Regions from separate parts of the Homo sapiens genome. Here region 1 is linked to region 2. A link is a loop called in an ENCODE intact Hi-C map of the cell type or tissue named here. Cell type or tissue: endothelial cell of umbilical vein. All regions are shown on one strand. Each heading gives the region's core, and the rest is flanking DNA. Links, peaks and the distances in the headings are about the cores only. Region 1 overlaps TFB1M (transcription factor B1, mitochondrial). Region 2 overlaps TIAM2 (TIAM Rac1 associated GEF 2).

Region 1 (11,320 bases), core at 1,065-9,064, 83 kb before region 2:
ATTAAATTCATAGTTTGTTAAATAGAGCATTTTCTGCGAGTGCAGATGCGGGCTTGAACTTCTAGGCTGTCAGGATTGAGTTTACAGGAGAGGTCCGTGTGAATCCTGAAGGGTGAGCAGGAGCTTTGGTAGTGAGGGAGTGAGGCTGGGAGGAGTGCAGGTGGAGGAATGAACACAGCGGGATAGGAATTCCTGTAGGAATAGAGAGACTCCACATCATTTATTGCAGGATTGCCACTTCCAAACAATACACTGGGCCATTATTTCATATAAAATGGCTGGTTTTCTGAGAGTTTGAAACATTCGTGTTTCTACTTAGGAAGAAAATACTCCAGAGCTAAATAAAAATTATTTTTGAAGTATATATAGAATGATATAGCAGATATAAAGATAACTTTTACTGTAGGACTAAAGGCTACATAGACTATGTAAACCCAGCCACATTCAGCAAAGTGAGAGAAGAACTATTAATGGGATCAAAGCAGTTCTAGCACATTAATTTGCATGAAATCATTCTTTGCATCAGAATTCTTTTTAGTATGACACTTGTGTATAAAATAACATTTTGACCACTCAAAAGGAATACATACTTTAAACAATCATTTAACCTTCTACAAAATGATCCCCTTCCTAATTCCCGTTTGTGATAATACCTTTTCGTTTTAGCTATTCCAGTAATAGCTAATGACATTGTTGCAGAAGAGAATGTCTACCCAGTAAAATAGGTATAGGATATGTTAGTCTATTTCTGTATGCACAAATGAAAGTTATTTACTTACGTAAAATATATTCTTCCCACTTCCTGAGTTATTAATGTACAAAGAAATAATCTTTTTTCCCCTTTACCATTGAATCATTGACAATGACTAAGCTTCAATTAACAAATAAATTGTTAGAAACAATAGTGGGCAGTGTTTCCTAGATTTTTATTTACTTGCTAAAATATTTGAATCACATATCATAATTTATATTTTAAAAGCATTCTTTAAAATATATTTTGACATTCATTAATTGAAACAGCTTATTTGTAAGAATGTTTTTGTTAACATGAATGAAATTTGAGAGAAAAAGTGACAAAGGTAACTTTTATCATCCAAATATGAATAAATGAGAGAGGAAGTGGGATGGTAGTAAATCCAGAATGTGATAGGATAAATGAACTTAATCTGTGGAGAATCCTCTTGCTAGAAGCAGAAGAAGGGAGTTCTTAAACATTTTAAAACAAACTTTTGTTCTTATCACTTAGCTTGTACTTAATGCTTTAAGAGTCCTAGAGATTTTAGTTTGGTTTGGCTTTCTTTACTGTGGTAGCATTTACCAATTTCTTCAGTTCTGCCTAATCTTAGTTTGCATATAATATTGTCAGCTCTTACAAATATATGTAGATAGTTTTCTAAAATGAAAAAGAAATGGGCTGGTCACAGGAGGTGGGGACTTGGGATGGATGGTTTTAGCAGCATCTGAATGGAGTAGGCAGCTCTTGTATTCCTAATGTACTTTCACACACTGTAGCTTTAAAACAGAAGCAAGTTGCTGTGTTGTTGCCAACCAGATAGCAAAGTGGATAATATTCTTGGTTAACACCAGGGCAAGGTACTTTTTATACTTGGCAGTTTAGTTCTTTTATAAAATCCAGTTTGAAAGGTGTATCAGCAAATTATCTTGAAAAAGCTATCAAATAATTGCCTTATGAATGTAATCAGAACCTCTTTCAATTATAAATCTTTAAGTAAAACATGGAAACAATAATGGAAAAAATAAAGAACTCTTCAGACAGATGTAATTGTATATGATAGTTTTATTGGCATTTTAAACTACTTTGTAGTTGTTAAAGTATTTTACATTCTACTTTCTTTGTAGGGAAAGTTAAGCATAATTCTGATTTTTTTTTAATCTAAAAGTCCCATTTGGCACCCAAAAGTTCCATTTCATATGCATTACTCAGTTATTTACACATAATCCTTCAGATTGTGTGTGGAATTGTTCTCGAGCTGTGTGTTAGAGATAGGCTGCTGTGTGGGTGGGTCGAGTCTAGCTTCTGGATTCCTTTTTATACAGGAGGTGCAGAAAATCATGCCAGAGATAAACAACAGCATTGCAGAAATGAATCCGATATAGATAGCTCCTCCAGGTTCATGTTTGTTGCTTTCTGGAACTGTCAGATCCAGAAAGTTTGCTATGATCTCCTTTGTGTACCACACTGTCGAGATTAAACTAGAGATTCCTGCAGACATGAAACAGACTCCTCCAGCAAAGGAAGCATGGCTCTTGGTTTCTCTGTCCCCTCCTAAGCGAGTACATTTCATTCCTACTGTGGAAGTGCAGATCCCCAAAGCAGACAGAACACACGCCAGGACCATGGTGGCTCTCGCAGCCTGCACGTGGATGGGGAGGGACAGAATGGAGTGTTTCAGGGCACAGCTGAACATCCCAGTGCTGTACCACGTACAGTCCATCCAGAGCCCGTGCAGCTGTACAATGGCTGTTATGATGTTGGAGTCCACATCCACATTCACCTTCCAGTTGGGCAGCAGAGTGGCTGTGAGCACTCCAGAGACCCCAGATAAGGCCAGGATGAAAGCAAGGAGCTGGAGTCCTGCTGAGGCCATGATGTTACTGTTAAGTCTGTCCTCTTAGAAAATCCTGATGTTTAACAATGATGGCTGTCAGAATTCTATCTATTTCTGTGCAGTAGAGAACCAAATAACAAAGCCTAAGGAAAAAAGGCAAAACCAGGATTGAGCGAAAGAAAGTAAGTAAACAAAAGGCTTCCCTTTAGAGTAGGAGCCAAGAACACATCTGAGTATCCCCCTTCTCCAGCCCCCAAGCAGATGAGGATGCTGTAGGCTGGAGGAGAAAAGCTCCCACCAGGCCTTGAAGACTGGTCTGAGTGATATGCATGGGTGGTGTTGATACAGGGCATAAAGAAAGCAGTTGCCCACTTAATTCTTTTTAAAACTCAACATATGCTGAAACTGTAGCGTGGACATGTACGTTGTTAGGAGATTTAGACATTTGAAATTCCAGCTATAGTATCTGATAAAGAATTTTAATAGCATTATAGGTTTTTCAAATGATTTTATTTTTTATTTTTATTTTTTTTGAGATGGAGTCTCACTCTGTCACCCAGGCTGGAGTGCAGTGGAGCGATCTTGGCTCACTGCAAGCTCCACCTCCTGGGTTCACACCATTCTCCTGCCTCAGCCTCCCGAGTAGCTGGGACTACAGGCGCCCGCCACCATGCCCGGCTAATTTTTTTTTTTTTTGTATTTTTAGTAGAGATGGGGTTTCACCCTGTTAGCCAGGATGGTCTCGATCTCCTGACCTCGTGATCCGCCCACCTCGGCCTCCCGAAGTGCTGGGATTACAGGCGTGAGCCACCACGCCTCGCCCAAATGATTTTATTTTTAATGAAAATACTCAATACATAATAAGGAAGAAAATAAATTAAGGCCACCTTTTAAAGATGGTTTATAAATACATTTTAGAAAAGTATTTAGGAAGTGGCTTTCATAAACAGATCTTTATGACACACCCACAGTGCCAGGCACATAGCCCAAGTGAACCATTTGAGGAGGAAGGACAGCAGTGGAAAGAAGTCTGAGTCACTGGCATGGTTATCCCTAAGTTCTAGTTAATACCTGTTTGCAAAATCCTGACTGAGGTTAGTACTTGTTTTACTTCAGGTGCCTGGTACTCAAAACAATTAAGCCACTGTTTTTTGTATATAAGAACATGAGGTCCTTTCTAATTGGGACCAGAATCATTTCCTGGCCCAAATGAAGCCGGCTATTCTGAACAATTCAGAAGTAGTGATGGCAGATCTCAAAAATACATACCAGAAATAACCACATCATTAGTTGTATGTGAAAGGATACCAGAAATAAATTAACCCTTTATTTTCTTTGTTTATTTTTAAGAGGAAGGAAAAGACCACCTACTTTGTGGCTTGGCTGTGTTTTAAGAAACAAAAAGGCTTTCGATTCCATCTTTCTATTCCTGTTCCCCTATCTAGCCCATCTGGCACTGCTTACTGCCTTATTTGAGAAAAATGTAATGGTTTCTGAAATACTGCAGTACTGACTTTCTTTGTCATTCTGAGTTAATTTTGAATGGTATGCTAAAGTGGCTCTGTCGTGATTCATATGTATTTTACAAAAGGTGATACAGGCTCTTGAGTCAAAGACACTTGGGCCAGTTCTTAGCTTTATACCTCTCTGTGCCTCAGTATCCTCTTCTGGAAAATGGGGAGGATTGAAATACTTCGTTCATAGGGTTAAATAAGTTAATACATTTTAAGGGCTTAGACCAATATTTAAGCCACAGAAAGTCCTCAGTAATTTAAAATTGACATCATTATTAGTATTTTTATTTCTTATGTATTGTGACAATTGATGTTTAAAATTATTTGGATCTTTTCCCTTTTTCTCTTCCTTCCTTGGGCTGATTTATTTTCATAGAATCTTGGAGCTGAAAGAAACCTCAGACAGACAATCTCAAGCATCCTTGTTTTTTCAGATCAGAATGTTCAGATAGGATATCACCCCATGTCATACAGTCTTCAGCAGCCAACCTGCAGCGTCCAGATCTCTCTCCACCCCTCCTACCTCACAGGGTCATCCCGCATCCTTTCCCCTTTTACCACAACACTTCCTGCTGAAATTCTTTCTCCCCCTGTGTGTTTCCCTTGGGAACCAGGGAAAACACTGTATCTGGAGGCAAAAAGCACCATTAACTGTCTACTTCACCCACTCCCCTCCCCACCAAGGAAAAAAAGGACTGTAGAGGATGTTAATAGGCCACATGGCTCAGCTTCAGATGACTCGGCAAGGAGATTGATGCCTGGCTTTGGTTAAATATTTGAAATAGTACTAATCCATTGCCTATATTTAAAGTATAAACTTTGCATAGCTACAAACATTGATTCTCTAAGACATTAGATCCTAGACTATCTGGATTGTGCTGTTCTGTTTTTGTTCATAATCTGAAAATGTAAATCTTACCATTTTAGAAAAGGATTTCCCTAGGATTTTAAGTTCTTAAGAGTCAGACTTATCTGTAGACATCAGTGTGCCTAGGATTCACCTGCTATCATACAGTTTCTTTTCTGTTTTCCAAACTTAGACCAAAATAGAACAAAAGTTAAAGTTTCTAGAAAAAAAATCAAGCACATGTTTACAGTTTTGTAATAGCTGCTTTCAAGTTTAGGTTTTAGCATTTCGGACTCCAGCCAGCTTGCTAAATTACTGCCTCTGGACCATTTTCAGCTTAGGGATTCTTCAAGTGTGGGGTTGCTGGAACATTTTCTAACAGCATCTGCTTGCTCACTTTTCTCTCTCCCTCTCTCTTTCTTTCTACTTTGACTGAATAACCTTTGTTGTCAATCTATGTTCAGCTTACCAATTATAATCCTTTTCTTCCCATTAACTGATATATTTTATAACTTTCAGTATATTTCAGACATGAAGACAGTTTGTTCATCATGATTAACAAGTACTGGCAGTGATCAATTACAGACAGCCAAAATCAGTGTAAACAATATGACGTGTCATTTAATTAGCATAGTGCTTGCTTACTGTTGAATATTGGATTCAAATGCTTTTTTTTCTGCATAGAGAACTTATGTAGAAAGAATTTGTTCTCCAAATGAAGGTCACTTTCTGCTCATACAAATATACTGGCATTTTAGCTGCATTGCGCTTTACCCTCCAGCCACGAGTATAATACCGTTTGTGGCCTGTTCTCTCAAAATTTCTATCTCGTAGAGAATAAAGGCACACTTTGTTCCAGCAGCTGTGGTGGTGGTGGTAGAGAAATACTGTGAAGGCAAGCAGAAGCAGAGGGGAGGGGTCGCATGTAAACACTTACATGGTCTACAGTGAAAACTCTCTCATGGTCCCAAAACACAGTGCACACAGAACAGAACCCAGGCACCTTCAGTTTATGAACTACTCGCCAACAGAAAGTCTGTTGTAGATTTCACTAAAATGTAAAGTCAGCTTTCCAGACAAGGTTTATTTATATCAAAAATAATATTTAAAAGCAGATTTACTGCTTATAATTCGAACTAAATAATACCGAAAGACCTATTCTTAGATCTCTAAGCATTAAGACAGGTTTTATTTACCATACCTTTTGTCAGTAGCCTTCACTGTCTTAACTCCTTCGGTCAGTTGTCTTCAAATTAACCTCAGTTAGTTATGGTGAAGAAAAACCATATACGTGAGGCTTATTTCAGAAATTCTGGATATGTTTATAAAGCTCCAATAAGTTAACTTGAAAAAAGCAAATAAAGGACAACGTAGAAATCTGAGAGGTAAAAACTGCTGATGGTGTTAGAAGATAAATACCAGGTTCTCCATCTCATTTTTTGAGATGTGGGAGAATTAAGAAAGGAGAGGCGGGGAAGGGAGGGAATTGTTGTTACAACAGGATTTGTTGAAACCTGAAAGCTAAAAATGCTTTTGTGTCACTGTGTACAGAGGAGGAATTATTTGGGTGCTCACAAAAAGGCCTTCTTTTCTTTTAATATAATGTTTTAGTCACATAGTTATAACTTATTTTTGAAATTTTCTCTATGTTGAAAGATATAATGTATTATTTTATGTCCTCAGTTCAAGAATGTGGTCTGAAATATTTTTAACAATGTCGTGCCTTGCAAATGAGAGTTGAGACTCCCTTTTTTCCCTGGTATTCTTGACTTGTCTGGAACCTGAATTCATAAAATTGTTAATTTTCAAAATAATCATTCAGAAGAAAGTTTTTTAACATATGTATTTTTTTCAATAAAAGAAAAAAGAAAACCCAGCAACAACTTTTGACTAGAATCTGATCACTAAACCTACAGGTATTTTTGTGTGTGTGGTGCCCTGAGTTTTCTTGTTATTGCTTCCACTTAGATTTGTGGAGTATAACTATAGAGATTCAGGAAATGTTATGAATAAATTACCCAAAATGATGTGATGAGACACATCAGATAAGACTGTGATCAGATACTGAGGTTGTAGCCCATGAATAATGGTACAGATGGATTTCACTGCCATCCTTTTGGGTTCTCATTTTTTTCTTCCTCAGTAAGTTTTATTCTACAAGCTATAAATTCATAGCCATTATACAGAAAGAAGATAATTTTATTATTGGATTTTTAAATTTAACAACTGTTAATAACCATGTTAGACTTTAATCATTTCTTTAAAAGTAGTAAATAAACAAACACATGTTTCGGTTATCTGGATTTTTTGTTTTGGTTTGTTTTAATCCTAAGTTTTGCATTGAGCAAGATACTCTTTTTCCTCTTTTCTAAGTCTAACATCTGTGGGTTTGCTTTTCAGCCATAGTATTGATTACATGTTAAGTCTTAGCTCTCTAAGTCGTTGTAAGCTTTATGTGTACTGGCTTTGTTCTTTGATTTTATTTCATGGGAAATACAAACAATTCAGTGCATAAATAAATACTGGAAGAAGTTGAGTTGAATTGCAGACACTAATAGTCGCAGCAGTGTCATTAGTGCTGCATCCGAAGACACCTCACCAGGGCCCTCCAGCGTCCTGGCTTGTTTCGCTGGTCGCCATGGTTGTTAGTGCAGACATAAGCTTTGTGAGGCTGACTGATGGCAGATGGAGGGACCCGGCTGCTCCCCACTCTAACCTCTAGCATAAGGAAGCTGGCTGGAGGATAAATGGGTTAAGCATGCTTTAATGTACATTTAATGTACATTTCTATTCTCAAAACATGTTGATTATTTTTTTGCCTTGATGAAAACAATAATCCTATAAAATATTAATTGCCTGCTTTAGAAGGAAAACTTCTGAACTGGAAGCAACTTTCGTTAGCTATAGACCTTTAATGAAGGCAGAATTTCTTATATAAAAAAGGAGCTAGGAAAGTAGAAGTGTAAATAGAAATATAGTTTATCAACATTACTATCCACTTCTGATGTGGACATTAAAGGGATATTAATCTTTTAAGTCCAGAGACTCTCCTAGGTAAGTCTTATGACCCCTCAGCTTAAATCTCTTGCCCAGCCCTCTCCCCTGAACTCCCAAGTTGTGTTTCTGTCTGCTGACTTGGCGTCACTGATGGATAGCTCAGACCTGTCATGGCACAAAACTGAATTCCTGACCATTCCCAAACTGTTCTCCCCACGGTCTTCCCAGGTTCATTAGTGGCAAATCCTTCCTTCCATTTGGCCGCCTGAGATCTTAAAAGTAATCCCTGATTCCATACCCAACATCCCTTGAGTCAACAAGTTGTTTTGTTTCTGACTTCAGACTAGAACAAGAACCTTCCACCTCTGAGCTCCTCTTCTGCTTCCACTGTAGCGCAAGACCTCTGAGGTAGAAGTTCAGCCCCACAGGGCAAGCACTTCTCTCTGTTTCGTTCATCACTGATTCTCCTGTGCCAGGATCAGTGCCTGGCACATAGTAGGGATACAATAAATATTTGCCCAATGAATGAATTCAGAAACTGACTTTAAGTATATAATGTTAAACTATAAATTGCACTTGAATGATTAAAAATACAATTTTATTTCTAAGCAGGACTAGAATTTTAAGTAATTTTGGAACTCTAGTTTGTCATCTTGCTAATAACATTATCTACCATTTATAACCTGCTTTCCATATGCCAGGTACTGTTTAAGGTGCTATAATACTTAATTCTCAAGACAAACCTAGCAGATAAGAAGAATTTTATAGACAAGAAAACTGGCCGGGCGTGGTGGCTCACACCTGTAATCCCAACACTTTGGGAGGCTGAGGCAGGCGGATCGCCTGAGGTCAGGAATTCAAGAGCAGCCTGGCCAACATGGTGAAACCTTGCCTCTACTAAAAATACAAAAATTAGCCAGGCGTAGTGGCACATGCCATTAGCCCCAGCTTCTCGGGAGGCTGAGGCAAGAGAATCGCTTGAACCCAGCAGACGGAAGTTGCATTGAGCCAAGATCGTGTCATAGCACTCCAGCCTGGGTGACAGAGCGAGACTCCATCTCAAAAAAAAAAAAAAAGAAAAGAAAAGAAAAGAAAACTAAGCTACAGAGAAGTAACTTTTGACTAAGGCCATAAAATGAGTAAATTGCAGGAATGGGGTTGAGTCCCAAAACAATGATTTTTGAAACCCTGACATACTACATAGCATTGCCCCACCTCTAATTAGAAAAGAGCATATTTGTAAGTCCTACCTCTCTTGGTAGTTTATAAGCTATGGAAACAAATTAACCCAGAAATCTCTGTAGCTTTACATATCAGCATTTACTTCTCAGTCCTGCAAAGTCCACTGTGGGTTGAGTGATTGCAGTCCATCTTTCTTCTTTAGAATGTTTTCATTTATCTTTTTTTTTTTTTTAATTTTTTAATTTTTTTTCTTTTTTCTTTTTTTTTTTTTTAATTGATCATTCTTGGGTGTTTCTCGCAGAGGGGGATTTGGCAGGGTCATAGGACAATAGTGGAGGGAAGGTCAGCAGATAAACAAGTGAACAAAGGTCTCTGGTTTTCCTAGGCAGAGGACCCTGCGGCCTTCCGCAGTGTTTGTGTCCCTGGGTACTTGAGATTAGGGAGTGGTGATGACTCTTAGCAAGCATGCTGCCTTCAAGCATCTGTTTAACAAAGCACATCTTGCACCGCCCTTAATCCACTTAACCCTGAGTGGACACAGCACATGTTTCAGAGAGCACCGGGTTGGGGGTAAGGTCACAGATCATGTTTTCATTTATCTTTAAGCAGAAATTACTTTAGCTTCCCTTAGTGTGTGGTGTTGCTTAGTGATGTTAATCTGGATGTTCAGGTAGGCTTTTATTGTCTTTCTGAAAGAATCAGTAATTTAACTGAGTATTTTGGAAATAACAATACCACACCTTTTCATAGAGCTTAACAGTTTATAAAGCATTGCACTCCATCTTCTCATCACTGGATCACAGTAACAGGCTTATGAGAGAGACCTCTACCCTAATCAAAGAAGCCTGGGGATCAGGGTTAAGGGGAAACACTTTGGTGGCTGACATTTTCTTCAAGAAGGAGTTTGAAGGCCACCACTAGAGGCAGTGTGAACCATCAGAGTGTTTTTTTGTGGTGGAATTTGTGGTTTAAGAGCACTTGGCTATGGTGTGGAGGATTTAAAGAGATCAGAATTGGAGACAGACAGACTCTGGGAGGCTGTGGTAATGGGAGCGATTAAATGGAAATAACTAGATGAGTAGAGATATTGCATAGGAAATGGATTCAAGATAAAGGGTGTTCATAAATTCTGGAAATATAATTAAATATATATAATGTAGTCAAGGGCATCTTCGGTCTGTAAAAAGAACCCAAAATTTCCTGTCTACATTTTGAAAACAAATTTGTAGAAGGGGCTTTGGGCTTGTATTGGTTTCAGATGTTTCAGTGGACAAATTACAGAAAAATCTAACAGTAGACTAAACTATAAGGACTCATTGTTTGAAAGTCAGTACTGTTCAAGGTTAGTTCTGCAATTTAAAACTCTTCTTAAGTATTCCAGCTCATTCTGTTTTTCTGTTCCTTCAAACTGAACTTTTCTTGGCTGTGTGAAGGTTGATTATACAAATTAGGTCATTCTTGTCTTACCCAACTAAATCAGAGTCAAGGGGCCAGGAGGAAAAAGCACTCAGGGCACATAGCACTGTCGCACCTGCTCCAAAATTTACACTTTCTATAAGCCTAGCTGCTGAAATGGCCTGCTGTAACACCAAGACCAGTTTTAGCTAGTAGCTGCTGGGACCACCTACTGTGACTCTAAGACTGGTTTTACCTGCTGTCGTCACTCACCAATCAGAGCTTGTCCACACCCAAAAGCTTCTCTAGTGCCAATGAGCTTTCTTTCAAAACAACACATAACATTTCTCTAATAAAACTCCCAACCTTCCTTTTGTTCTTTGGACATACTGAAGACCACCTGGTCTGTGTGTAGGCCCTAATTTACAATTCTTGCTTCCCAAATAAAACATTGAATTTGGAGATTTGTCTCTATATTTTAGGTTTACTTCAACAGCTATGAGATGGCTGCCTCAGCTGACCCTTTCATCAAGAAGCACCATATTCTACGGCCAGGTGTGGTGGCTCATGCCCATAATCCCAACACTTTGGGAGGCCAAGGCAGGTGGATTGCTTGCGGCCAGAAGTTTGAGACCAGCCTGGCCAACATGGTGAAACCCAGTCTCTATTAAAAATACAAAAATTGGCCGGGTGTGGTGCCACCCACCTGTATTTCCAGCTACTCAGGAGGCTGAGACACGAGAATTGCTTGAACCCAGGAGGTGGAGGTTGCAGTGAGCCGAGATCATGCCACTGCACTGCACTCCAGCCTGGGC
Region 2 (11,320 bases), core at 2,174-10,173:
CTGGGTGACGGCAAAGCCTCTGTTGCACCACTGCCTCCTTCAGTCCATTTTCAGCAACACTCAGTGATCCTTACCAATCACTCGTCAGATCATGTCACTACTTCCCTGCTCCTCCTTCTCTGCAACGGCTTCTCCCTTCCCTCCAATAAATGGACCTCACAATGGTCTTTGAGGTCAGCCTGATCTGGCCTCACACTTCCTCTGGGCCTCACCTCTCACTGCTCTGCTCTTCCCTTGCCCTTCCAGGCACACCTGCCGAAAAACAGGCCACATCGGGGCACATGTGATTGTTCCCTCAGCCTAGAAGGCTTTGCCCCCTGACGGCCACGTGGCCCCATCCCTGACCTCCCACAAGCCTGTGCTCCTAGGTGTCCATTGTTCCCTGAGCACTACCGGCCTGCCCTATGCACAACTGCAACCAGCCTGGCCCCTACTCCCCATCCCTCCCACCCTGATCAATTTTTGTTCCGTCACACTTATCATCTGTGAATACATTATATAACTTATTAATTGTGAGGTTCCCGCTTACTCTGTATGTCCACACACTAAAATACAAGTAAGCTCCACGTGGGCAAGGATGCTTTTTTACCTGCTGTGTTCACTGTTTATCTCTAGCCCTCCTAGATCAATGCCTGACACAACAGGCAGTAACTAAATACTTGATAAACCAGAGAAAAGTAAAATGAGAGAAAAATATTTTTCTCCAGAGATCACTGGTTTCTCAGCTTGGCCTCAGTGTGATCTTCACAGGCGATGGGTACCTACCATGGGGTAAAAAAATGCAAATCTCATGTCATGGACCTAATTTATGTGCCTGAATTCAGGATTAAGTATAGAAGTTCATTTTCCACCTTGAAGGCAAAAACTTCTCAAATTATTTGCACCCGGATTCAATCTCAAGCTATAAACAAAGCCACAGCTCCCTTCTTAGTTACAAGTTTTATTTTGCACACCTTAAGCCTTAGAATCTTGTTGAAAAATAAAGTTAATGTTTGTATTAATCCATTCTCACACTGCTAATAAAGACATACCTGAGACTGGGTAATAGATAAAATAAAGAGGTTTCATTGACTCACAGTTCCGCAGGGCTGCGGAGGCCTCAGGAAACTTACAATCATGGTGGAAGGGGACGCAAACATGTCTTTCTTCACATGGTGGCAGCAAGAAGAATCAGTGCCCAGCAAAGGGGGAAGCCCCTTATAAAATGATCAGATCTAATGAGAACTCACTATCATGAGAACAGCATGGGGGAAACCGCCCCCATAATTCAATTACCTCTACCTGGTCCCTCCCATGACACATGGAGATTAAGGGAACTACAAGATGAGATTTGGGTGGGGACACAGCCAAATCATGTCAATGTTGAAATGTTTAAAGCGGAAGACCTGGGGTTTTCTTCTTTCTCATATTCTGAGTCTTGTTGTTCCTATATCCTCTACTCATTTGTTCAAATGTTCAAGCAAATATTTGTTGAATGACTCTACTTATGTGCCCAGTGATTTATTGGTGACAAATACAAGACAGAGTCCCTGTAAAGGAGGAGGACAGAGTATCTCCTCCTACCTATGTGCTCTGAGGGAGGGAAGGGCAGGGACTGCCTGCCATGCTGTGCCACCCACCTCTCAGCCCATTGGTGCCTGGCCACCCTTGGTCATCTCTTAGAGGACTAGCAGCAGCTGCAATGCCCTTCCCTGGCTGGCACCGGGGCTGCCTGTCTTTCTAACCTACAAATCTGACCCACCATACCCTGATCATCTTTTCCCTGTGGATCTTTACATCCAGGCTGCTCGCAGCTCCGTGGACCCTTTGTCACCTGGCCCTGCTCACCTGTCTCACCCTACCTTCTCCTCTTCCCCATTTGCACCTGAGTCTCCAACCATCTGAGTTACTCACACACCTCCCCACAGCTAGACAGCCCCGGCCTCCTCCCGGCTTCTCTGCGCCTGGAACGCTCTATGCCCCCTCATCTACCTTCTCATTCCCTAGGGGTTAACAAAGGTGAGACCCTCCCTGGAGAGTGGCCCTGATCAACCTGGAACATGAGTTTTCTGCTCCTCTGTGTTGCTGCTCCATATGTATCGGAACAGCCCTTCTCCAGGTGTGGTCTGTAGACTCCTGGGGTCACCAAGACCCTTCCAGGGAGTCCACAAGTTGAAAATTATTTTCAGAAAAATGTCAAATGTCAAATGTCATTTGCCTTTTGCTCTCTGAGGACATGTGCACTGATGGTGCAAAGCATCTGCTGCTGTCTCAGCACAAATAAGGCAGGAACACCAAACTGTGCTCAGCACCATTGCGCTCTTCATTGCCACACTCTTACATTTAAAAATGCGCCAGTTTCACTTAAGAATGTCCTCAATGGAGCAGCAAAAATTGGTAATTTTCCTAAACCTCCACCCTTGGAACATGTTCAGGAAGCACACATACAACTCGTCAGCTGCATACCCAAGCACAATCGTAGCATTGAGGAAAAACATATGTACAACTGTGTTGGGAGCGGAACTAACTGTCTTTTTTCAAGAACCACAATTTTTACTTGGAAAATAAAGGTGAGAAAAAAACATTTTCTTTAAAATGAACAAAATGAGCCTGACGGTATTGGTAGATATAATTCAAACTGTCCAACAAAAATCAGAATTTTGGAAAATTTGTATCTGCCACCGTGAGCTTCCCAATACTTTTCCAATGAGATCTGAGTGTGACATTTTTTTTTGAGACAAGGTCTCGCTCTGTCCCCCAGGCTGAGTGCGGTGGCACAATCCACAGCTCACTGAAGCCTCAACCTCCCAGACTCAAGCAATCCTCCCACCTCAGCCTCCTAAGTAGCTTGGACTACAGGCACAAGCCACCATGCCCAGCTAATTTTTTATTTTTTGTAGAGATAGGATCTCACTACATTGCCCAGGCTGGTCTCAATCTCCTGGCCTCAAGCCATCCTCCCACCTCGGCCTCCCAAAATCCTGGGATTACAGGTGTGAGCCACCGTGACTGGCCTGAAAGTAATTTTTAATACTGTGAAATGAAATGTCCACATTTGGAAGATCTACATAACTTAGTGATTCCATATTTCCAAATAAACAATGCATGTTATGAAATCACGCATGAGTAAAAGATCTATTCCAAGTACAAGATAGGCCAATGAATTTTAATGCTACCAAATAAGAAAAGTCCACCAATAATGCCTCAGGTTCCGCATTGCAACCAACCTTGAAGAAATGGCCACTTGCTGAGTTTGGGAACACATGAAAGAATATCCACAGTTGTCTGAAAGGAGTATCAAAATACTCCTCCCTTTTCCAACTACATGTACCTGTATAAGAATGAATTTTCTTTAAATAACTTCCACCAAAGCAATACACTGCAACAGACTGAATGTAGATGCTGATATGAGAATCTAGTTTTCTTCTATTAAGATGCACATTAAAGAAATTTGCAAAAATGTAAAATAAGGCTACTCACTAAGTTTTTTTTTTTTTTGGTTTGAGGAGACATTTCATTAAAAGAATGTTTATTGTGTTTACATAAAAATGGATCCACTATTGTTATGTTAAACAAACATTTTGGACATTGCTCAGTTTACATTTCTAATACAGTCAATATCAATAGATATAGATGTGGCCCGCATAACTAAAGCTCTTTAGGGCCCTCAATAATTTTTAACAGTAAAGCGTCCAGAAAGAGACCGACAAGTCCAAGAACTGTAAAACTAGAGTAATGACAATAGTGGATTATGACTGCTGTCTGTACACACGTCTGCCTCCAGACCATGGCACCCCGAATACCAGAACTGTGTTGTTTTTTTTTCATGTTTGTATTTCTGCCATCAAACATGGTGCTTGACATGTAAACTCAGTTTATTACCTTACAGTTCTGAAAATCAGAAGATTAAGGCCACAGGGCTGTGTTCTATCTGGAGGCTGTAAGGGAGGACTCTTTCCATCCCTTTTCCAAATTCTAGAGGCTGCCTGCATTCCTTGGCTCGTGGCTGTCAACTCTCTCCCTCCCTCATCACATTTACTTCTCTGATTCTGACCCTCCTCCCTCCAGTAAAGACCCCTGTGACTACACTGGGCCCCCCACATAATCCATGAAAATCCATCCCCCATCTCAAGATAGTTAACTTAATCATATCTTCAAAGTCTTTTGAAATTTAAAATCCCTTTTGCCATATTCACAGGTTCTGGGGATTCGAATGTGGACATGTTTGGGGTGGGCCATTATTCTCTCCACCATAGCCATGTACTAAGACAATGGAGTAAAAACAAGGCAGAAAAATACCCCATTATTTTCCCCAATTTTTTTTTTTTGTTGTTGTTTTTTATGAGACAGAGTCTCACTCTGTCATCCAGGCTGGAATGCAGTGGCGCAATCTTGGCTCACTACAACCTCCACCTCCTGGGTTCAAGCGATTCTCCTGCCTCAGCCTCCCGAGTGATAGCTTGAACTACAGGTGTGCGCCACAACGCCTGGCTAATTTTTGTATTTTTAGTAAAGACAGGGTTTCACCATGTTGCACAGGCTGGTCTTGAACTGCTGAGCTCAAATGATTGGCCTGCCTCAGCCTCCCAAAGTCCTGGGATTACAGGCATGAGCCACCGCGCCCAGCCAATTTTCCCCAATATTTAGAATTCTCCAGGCCAGGATGAGAAAGACACTAAGAACAATGATGACCTCTGGAAGAGACACTGCATGGCTAAGAACAGGGTAGGAGGAATGTATCTGCGTATTCAACACACACTTACATGGCATTTACTACGTGCCAGGCAGTATCTGGTGCTTTCCAAATACTAGTCCGTTGCTCCTACAAAAATCCTAGACCATTTTACACTTGGAAAAACTGAGCTTTCAGGTTAAGTGACTTGTCCAAGGTCACACAGCTAGTGAGTAGGAGAGGCTGGAGCCAGGACCTGAACCAGGTCATCAGATGGTGTCCATGCTCTTCACCACTGCCCGATGTAGCTTAGGGGGACTTAGCTGTCACCGTTTACCCTTCTACACTGCTGGCATTTTGTACCATGCGCATGTATTACCAATCTGAAAAAGCGAAGATAGTGTCACAATACAGTTATCTCTAAACACGAGAGCTAAAAAGAAGATTTTCATACTTGGTCCTTCCCAATGATCTCACTTCCTTCATAGGCAGGAATAAAGTGAGAAATAGAATTCATTTTCAAGCCCCTTACAAAAGAAGGAGGAAAAAAATAGAAACACAAACAAGCACCATTTGGCAGCCAGTACTCATAACACCGACAGGAAAGTGAGATCTTTTTTTTTTTCCTTTTCCTTATGTAACAGGCTGTAAAGTTTCCTCTTCTCAGCAGCCAATAGTTTCATAGAACTACTGCTTCACAGAGAGCCGGCTCACTCTACCTTCATAGGAGACCTGCCTGGCATCCCAAACTCTCAAATGTCTATCAAAAGTGGCAGAGCCAACAGATATTTCACACAGTGTGCTTCAGAGAACTTCTGTAGATTTTTATCTGAAAGTTGTATTTATAGTTAATGTTCGGAGAGAAAAGCCAAGACTGATTTTTACTCAAAATGCTGGGAACGTTTATTTAACATCTCTCCTCCTGACCCTCATACTGCCTGGTCCTCTTTGCCATGGGGTGTCCCCTCCCCACCAGCCATCCCTGTCACAGGCCAGCAGGATGTTAATCCATCTACCTCACCCCTAAAGGGGACCGGTGAGGACCACACTTTAGTGGAGACGGCTTCCCAGTGCTGAGGAAGACTTAGGTTTTACAGAGAACATATAGGGGTTCCTTTATTCACTCTTTCCTCTAAAACATCTGAATATTTATTTTATAAGGGGCTTCTGATCATTCAACATGACAATACTTTAAGATCCAAAGGAATGAAGCTAGAGTGGTGGGATCAGAGAGGTGACAGGCAGGGGCAAGCTTTTCAAGTCACACACACACTCCAGTGGCCATCAAATGAGCAGACAAGTTCTCTATATTTTATAGAAGGCAGGGGGAAGTAGTAATACAATATTCATTAGTTAGTTAATTAGCTAGTTGGTTTTTCAGATACATGCAACGATACGTTATAAATTCCTGGAATTCAGGGTTTTCTACAATCTGGCCCCAATAGACTTTCCAACCTTTCTTCCCGTGACCTCTACATGCAGCCTCTGTCTTCCAGCTTGCTTGCTCTATGTGAAAGGCCCTTCCCTCCACCAAATCCCCCCACCACACACCTCCAGGTCCATGGCCTGTCCAACTGCAGCGCTGAGATCAAACACAAACCCTTCTAGAAACTGTCCTCTGATGCTGATGCTGAGAGCCCTGTGCCTTGCTTCTGGGTGCCTTTGCTCTTGTAAAACAGAAAAATTAGTGGAAATCCCACCTCTGACCTCTAATTCTCTTCATTGCAATTTTTTTTTTCTTTGGAGCCAGGATTTACAAGTGTTTTCCAATTCAACTATGAGCTTCTTGAGAGTATGAAATAATGTGTAATTCACCTTTATGTACCTTCGACATTTAACAAAAGGTTATCTGTTAAATACACAAGTGAATAAATAAATGACTGAGAATAAGAAAAAGAGAATCAAACAAAACTAAGTTTTATAAGGAAATTAGTATCCAGGATCTTAATTTTTTCCACCACTAAAAGAAAGCCACACGCTCACTTCCACACTGGTGGAAATGAAACCGATCTTCAGCACAGACAAAACAAACTCGTAATTCTGAGACCAAAGTTCTGTGTCCTGGTAAAACCAGTATTTCCCAATCAGATTGTTTTCTGATTTAAAAAAAAAAAAAGTACCACTCATCTTTAGGAACACTAATATGTTTTTACATCTGGAAATCTGGGGTATCAGCCAGCCAGACTCACTAATAGCAGTTTTACACACAAACAGAGCATTCTCTGAGCTAAATGCTGTTAGTCATCCTAAACAGGCTATGGAAGCCAAAATGCCCTCACTCTCATAAACAGGAAATAAGTGGGTTTGCCACATCAGAGCTGGCTCTATAATGCTTTTCCCTGGTGAGAAGCTATATAATGGACACATACATTCCCAAGAGCAATTCATTCCAAAGAGCAAATTTACATCGAAGTGGCTTCTGGTAGCTTGAGACTCAACGCTACTCACAGCGATTTAAAAAAAGAATGATTCAAAGGGGGCGTGGAGGCTAAAAAAAGAACCTCAGGCTGCAATTACCTTCATCATCTGGTAAGCCTGTGTTGGATTTACATCGTCTAAATGGAAGGAGGAACATAGGTCTTTTCTATTTTTGTCCCCTATTAAATACACCTCCAATCCTAACAAGGTAGGATTAATGGCTGTTTATAGATGGAGAATTCATTAATGCGACAAGTTCAGTGTTTACATAAAGACTTTATTCAGAAACTCTATGCCCAATGAGACTTTCTTAAAAGCTGCTGGAATGTTTCAAAAGATGGCAAACACTAGAAAAGGGATTTTCATACACAAATCACAAGTATGGCATTAACAGGATCCCAGTATAAACAGGTCTGGCCTGTCCAATCCCTTCAATGGTTGCCTTGTTGGCTCTGAAATAACACTGGCCTCTCTGGGGAATTCCAGTGGTAAAATTAATTCTCTCCATAAAAAGTTTTTACAGATGATATTTCCGCTCAAGTCAAATACAGCCTACGGACATTTCCTCTCTCCACTGTGAATAACTAGAACAGAAATTTAAGCCCTTCTAGGCAAAATCAAATGGTCACTCATTTTGTAGGCAACAGAGGAACTTCATACTGAACCCTCAACGATTCTCCATATATTCCTGTCTCTTCCGCTCCTCACAGAGCATCACAGGCATAGTGGAGTGAAGCTGGTGAATGCTGGAAGTTCTTTGCTTCCCAGTGTAAGCGATTTGCCAAATGGAACATGGTGTCTTCCAAGCACGGGCCCAGCAATAAACGAGGTGAGCTAAGAGTCGACTGCCTGCATTCTGAGCGCACGAGGAAAGACAATGGTGGAGGTTTGGGACACACAATTCCTAAGAACACACATGCGCAACAGAGATCATGTGCCGGGAACTTTGCACACATTATCTCATTCCATCCTCAAAACCTCGGCATAGAAGGCCTCAGGAAACAGTAAGTCCTACTGCCTCAGTTCAGGCCACCTCTTGTAGACTAATGGCCAAGGGGCAGCGGGAGTGCTCACGCCAGCCCTGGGGCTGCTCTCCAGCCAATGCAGGCTAGAGAGGCTGGCTCTCCAAGGCTGCTTTCCACACCTGCGCAAGTTAAAAATGGGGCTTGCGGCCGAGCACAGTGACTCACACGTGTAATCCCAGCACTTTGGGAGGTCGAGGCGGGCAGATCACCCGAGGTTGGGAGTTCGAGACCAGCCTGACCAACATGGAGAAACCTTGTCTCTACTAAAAAAACAAAATTAGCCAGGCGTGGTGGTGCATGCCTGTAATCCCAGCTACTCGGGAGGCTGAGGCAGGAGAATCCCTTGAACCAGGAGGTGGAGGTTGCGGTGAGCCAAGATTGCACCATTGCACTCCAGCCTGGGCAACAAGAGCAAAACTTCATCTCAAAAAAAAAAAAAAAAAAAAAAAGGGGGCGGGGTGGGGGAGGGGGGGTTGCACTGCCCCAAGCCTCTTGCAGGAGGTGCACCCACAGCAAAACCCTGGAATCTGCATTTTCATTAAGCTCAGCAGGTGAGTCTTGGGCACTAGGAAGTTTGAGACCCATTTTCCTAAACATTATTAGTATCAATGAATGTCAAATACTGCAAGGATGCTTCTTTTCTAGAAAAGCAGAACCTTAATAGCAACCCACAAGCAACCCCCTAGCTTCCTGGGACCTGCCACTGTGACTAACACTTCTTTCAGTAAAAGATTCATTAGATATAGAGATATAGACAGAGACAGATTTTTTTTCCCACTTGAAACTGATCAAGAGACAAAAGTTAAGCAACGTAAACTTCAGGATATGACTGAAAGCCCTGAACTCTGTGTAGCTTGTTCCCAGGGTCCCCCACACATTTTAAGTGCTCGACAGGGGGCTATAAATATTCTGCTTGGAAGGGCAACATAAGCCCAAACAAGTGCTTAAGGCTTTCCTTTTCATCTACTTTCTGATATTCTTATAATTTCTATTTTAAAAAAACAGGTCTTCTTTCCCAGAGAGCCAGCCATTTGGTTTTTATAGCAAGCAAAGGATTGGCTTCTCTGGAAAAGCAAACAGAACTTTCCTTCTTTTCAAGTACATGGTTGCCTTCTAGCAATGCCAAGGGAAAGTGAAATTTAGGGAAAGGCAGGCTCTCAAATGGCCGGCCACTGCTAAGTTATAATTCAAAGTTGTATTAAAAACTGTTTTTCAAAGTCATTTAAATTTTTGATTTCCGTAAATTTTAACTTTTTTAGTTAAAAAATGGGATTACTGTTTTCTAATTCATTGCAAAAGTAAATCAAGGTAATTTTTAATAAAACAGGAAGCTGCAAAAGCGAGGGAGGAGGAGGAGAAGCACGTTTTCAGAATTCCTGCCAAGTGAAACGCTGGGCTGAACATGCCACAGACAGGAACTCCCCCAAACTCACAGGGACCACAGGGGCAGGGGAGAAACATTATCCTCTGGATGAGAAAAGTGAGGCTCAGCATCTTCATTCGGGCTCCCCTAAAAGCAGAGTCTGAGTCAAGGACTTGAGTACAGAAGTTTATTTGGAAGGTGACCCCGAGATTCCCAAAGGAAGGGGTAGGGACAGTGAGGCAAGAAGGGCAGGAAGCCCATGGGAGGTGTGAAAGCGAGGCTGCTGTGTACAGCTGGGGCTCATTCCAGGGCCCATCTGCAGAGCTGTGTAGACTGCACCTCAGAACCGTTTCCACCAGGGTAAAGAGGCTGGGGTAGCATCCACCAAAGCCCAGAACTCCCTGGGTGAGTCAAAAAACCAGTATAGGGCAGCCCAGGACCTGAACCCACGTCTGACTCAAAACCTGTATGCTTGTCACCCTGCCATCTCTCAGAGTTTCCACAAACACAGGCTTCTCTTGTCATTCAGATGTTGCATATGAATGAGAGACCTGGTCTTTTTTCACTTTTATCTTTTAATCCACCCACCTACCCTTATTTTCTTTTCCCCTCAACCTTCAAAATGGAAGACTTCCTTCTGAGATGTTTGCCCAAAGGCATGTAACTTCCTTCACAAGCAACGCAACTACCTCGAAAAGAAAAAGAAAAGCCTCTGTTTGTGGTGTCTGGGGAAGGAGTCTGCTGGGGCTGTTTTTTCCAGCACAGGCGACATCACTATGGAACAGCCACCTGGAGCTTAGGAGAGGGGAGGAATGGTAAAGCTCAGGGCAGAGGTGGGCGGGGCGCTGCCTGGGAGACTGTCACACCCACAGAGCACAGTCTTGCCAGGACACCAGGAAAGGGTTAGTGGCTCCCACTAGGCTGGTAGTGGAAGAACCTGCAAGATTCCATCAGGAGGACGTGATGTGGACAAGCACCGTGCCTGCCTGGCTAACTAAGCTCTCTGTCCACACAGACATTGGTTGTAAAGGATTAGACAGTCCGAATGGCTGCCTAAGATGAGTAATAGAATAGCTATTTAACAGATCCAGGACTGCCTCTTTATTCTGTTTCCTTGCCAATAAATAAATAAATAAATAAATAAATAAATAAATAAATAAATAAATAAAAGTGGCTTAACTCACCTGCTTGATCCTTACTATTTAAAAAAAAATTTAAAAAGAAAAGAAAAACAGCCGGGCGCGGTTGCTTACACCTGTAATCCCAGCACTTTGGGAGGCTGAGGAGGGTGGATCGCTTGAGGTCAGGAGTTCAAGACCAGCCTGGCCAACATGGTGAAACCCCATCTCTATTAAAAACGCAGAAATTAGCCAGGCGTGGTGGCATGTTCCTGTAGTCCCAGCTACTTCAGAGGCTGAGGCAAGGGAATCACTAGAAACCGGGAGGTGGAGGTTGCACTAAGCCAAGATTGCGCCACTGCACTCCAGCCTGGGTGACAGAGCAAGACTGTCTCAAAAAAAAAAAAAAAAAAAAAAAGGTAAATTTGCCCCTTTCTCTACTTTCTACAGGAATTCATTCCCGCAAGTACCAAAAGTATTATAGCCTCTGTGGTAATTTCTTATTATGATAAAATACATAGAGACATAACACAGGTAGTGAATGTATCCCTCAAGAGTAATGAATCCAACAAATGGACACATGTATGTATTATATGGAATACTCAGGCCCATAACAGCAGCCCAGGGTAGCTGAATGATGGCCCTAATATACCCAAGTAATTAATAAGTTCCATCATAATTTTTGTTTTATGACATTCACTTTTATATGCCAATAGTCCATTTAATGGCATTTTAAATTAGAGGA

Evidence for each region. Peaks named below come from ENCODE experiments on the same cell type or tissue, not always from the same donor. Only the 100,000 strongest peaks of a DNase experiment are listed, where the experiment ranks them.
Region 1: a loop joins it to region 2, with 6 times the contacts of the local background. A loop is called at or near these places in 13 of 110 quality-filtered maps.

The regions. Positions count from the first base shown.
Region 1 is chr6:155,267,009-155,278,328 of GRCh38, reverse strand. The region is part of intron 5 of TFB1M (transcription factor B1, mitochondrial); the gene reads left to right. It overlaps CLDN20 (claudin 20), which reads right to left. Exons shown (of 2, transcript NM_001001346.3): 2 at 1,781-2,713. The coding sequence starts at 2,609. The coding sequence ends at 1,950. Among named protein-coding and RNA genes, the nearest start is that of CLDN20, 8.7 kb to the right of the region's middle. In endothelial cell of umbilical vein, for the core only: no CTCF peak of the experiment used is centred there; a DNase peak (open chromatin) is centred at 4,708; H3K27ac peaks cover 3,281 bases.
Region 2 is chr6:155,184,797-155,196,116 of GRCh38, reverse strand. All of the region lies in intron 14 of TIAM2 (TIAM Rac1 associated GEF 2), which reads right to left. Among named protein-coding and RNA genes, the nearest start is that of CLDN20, 74 kb to the left of the region's middle. RefSeq lists enhancers at 1-188, 8,159-8,662, 9,145-9,950, 9,951-10,758. In endothelial cell of umbilical vein, for the core only: no CTCF peak of the experiment used is centred there; DNase peaks (open chromatin) are centred at 5,226, 6,876 and 7,516; H3K27ac peaks cover 3,779 bases.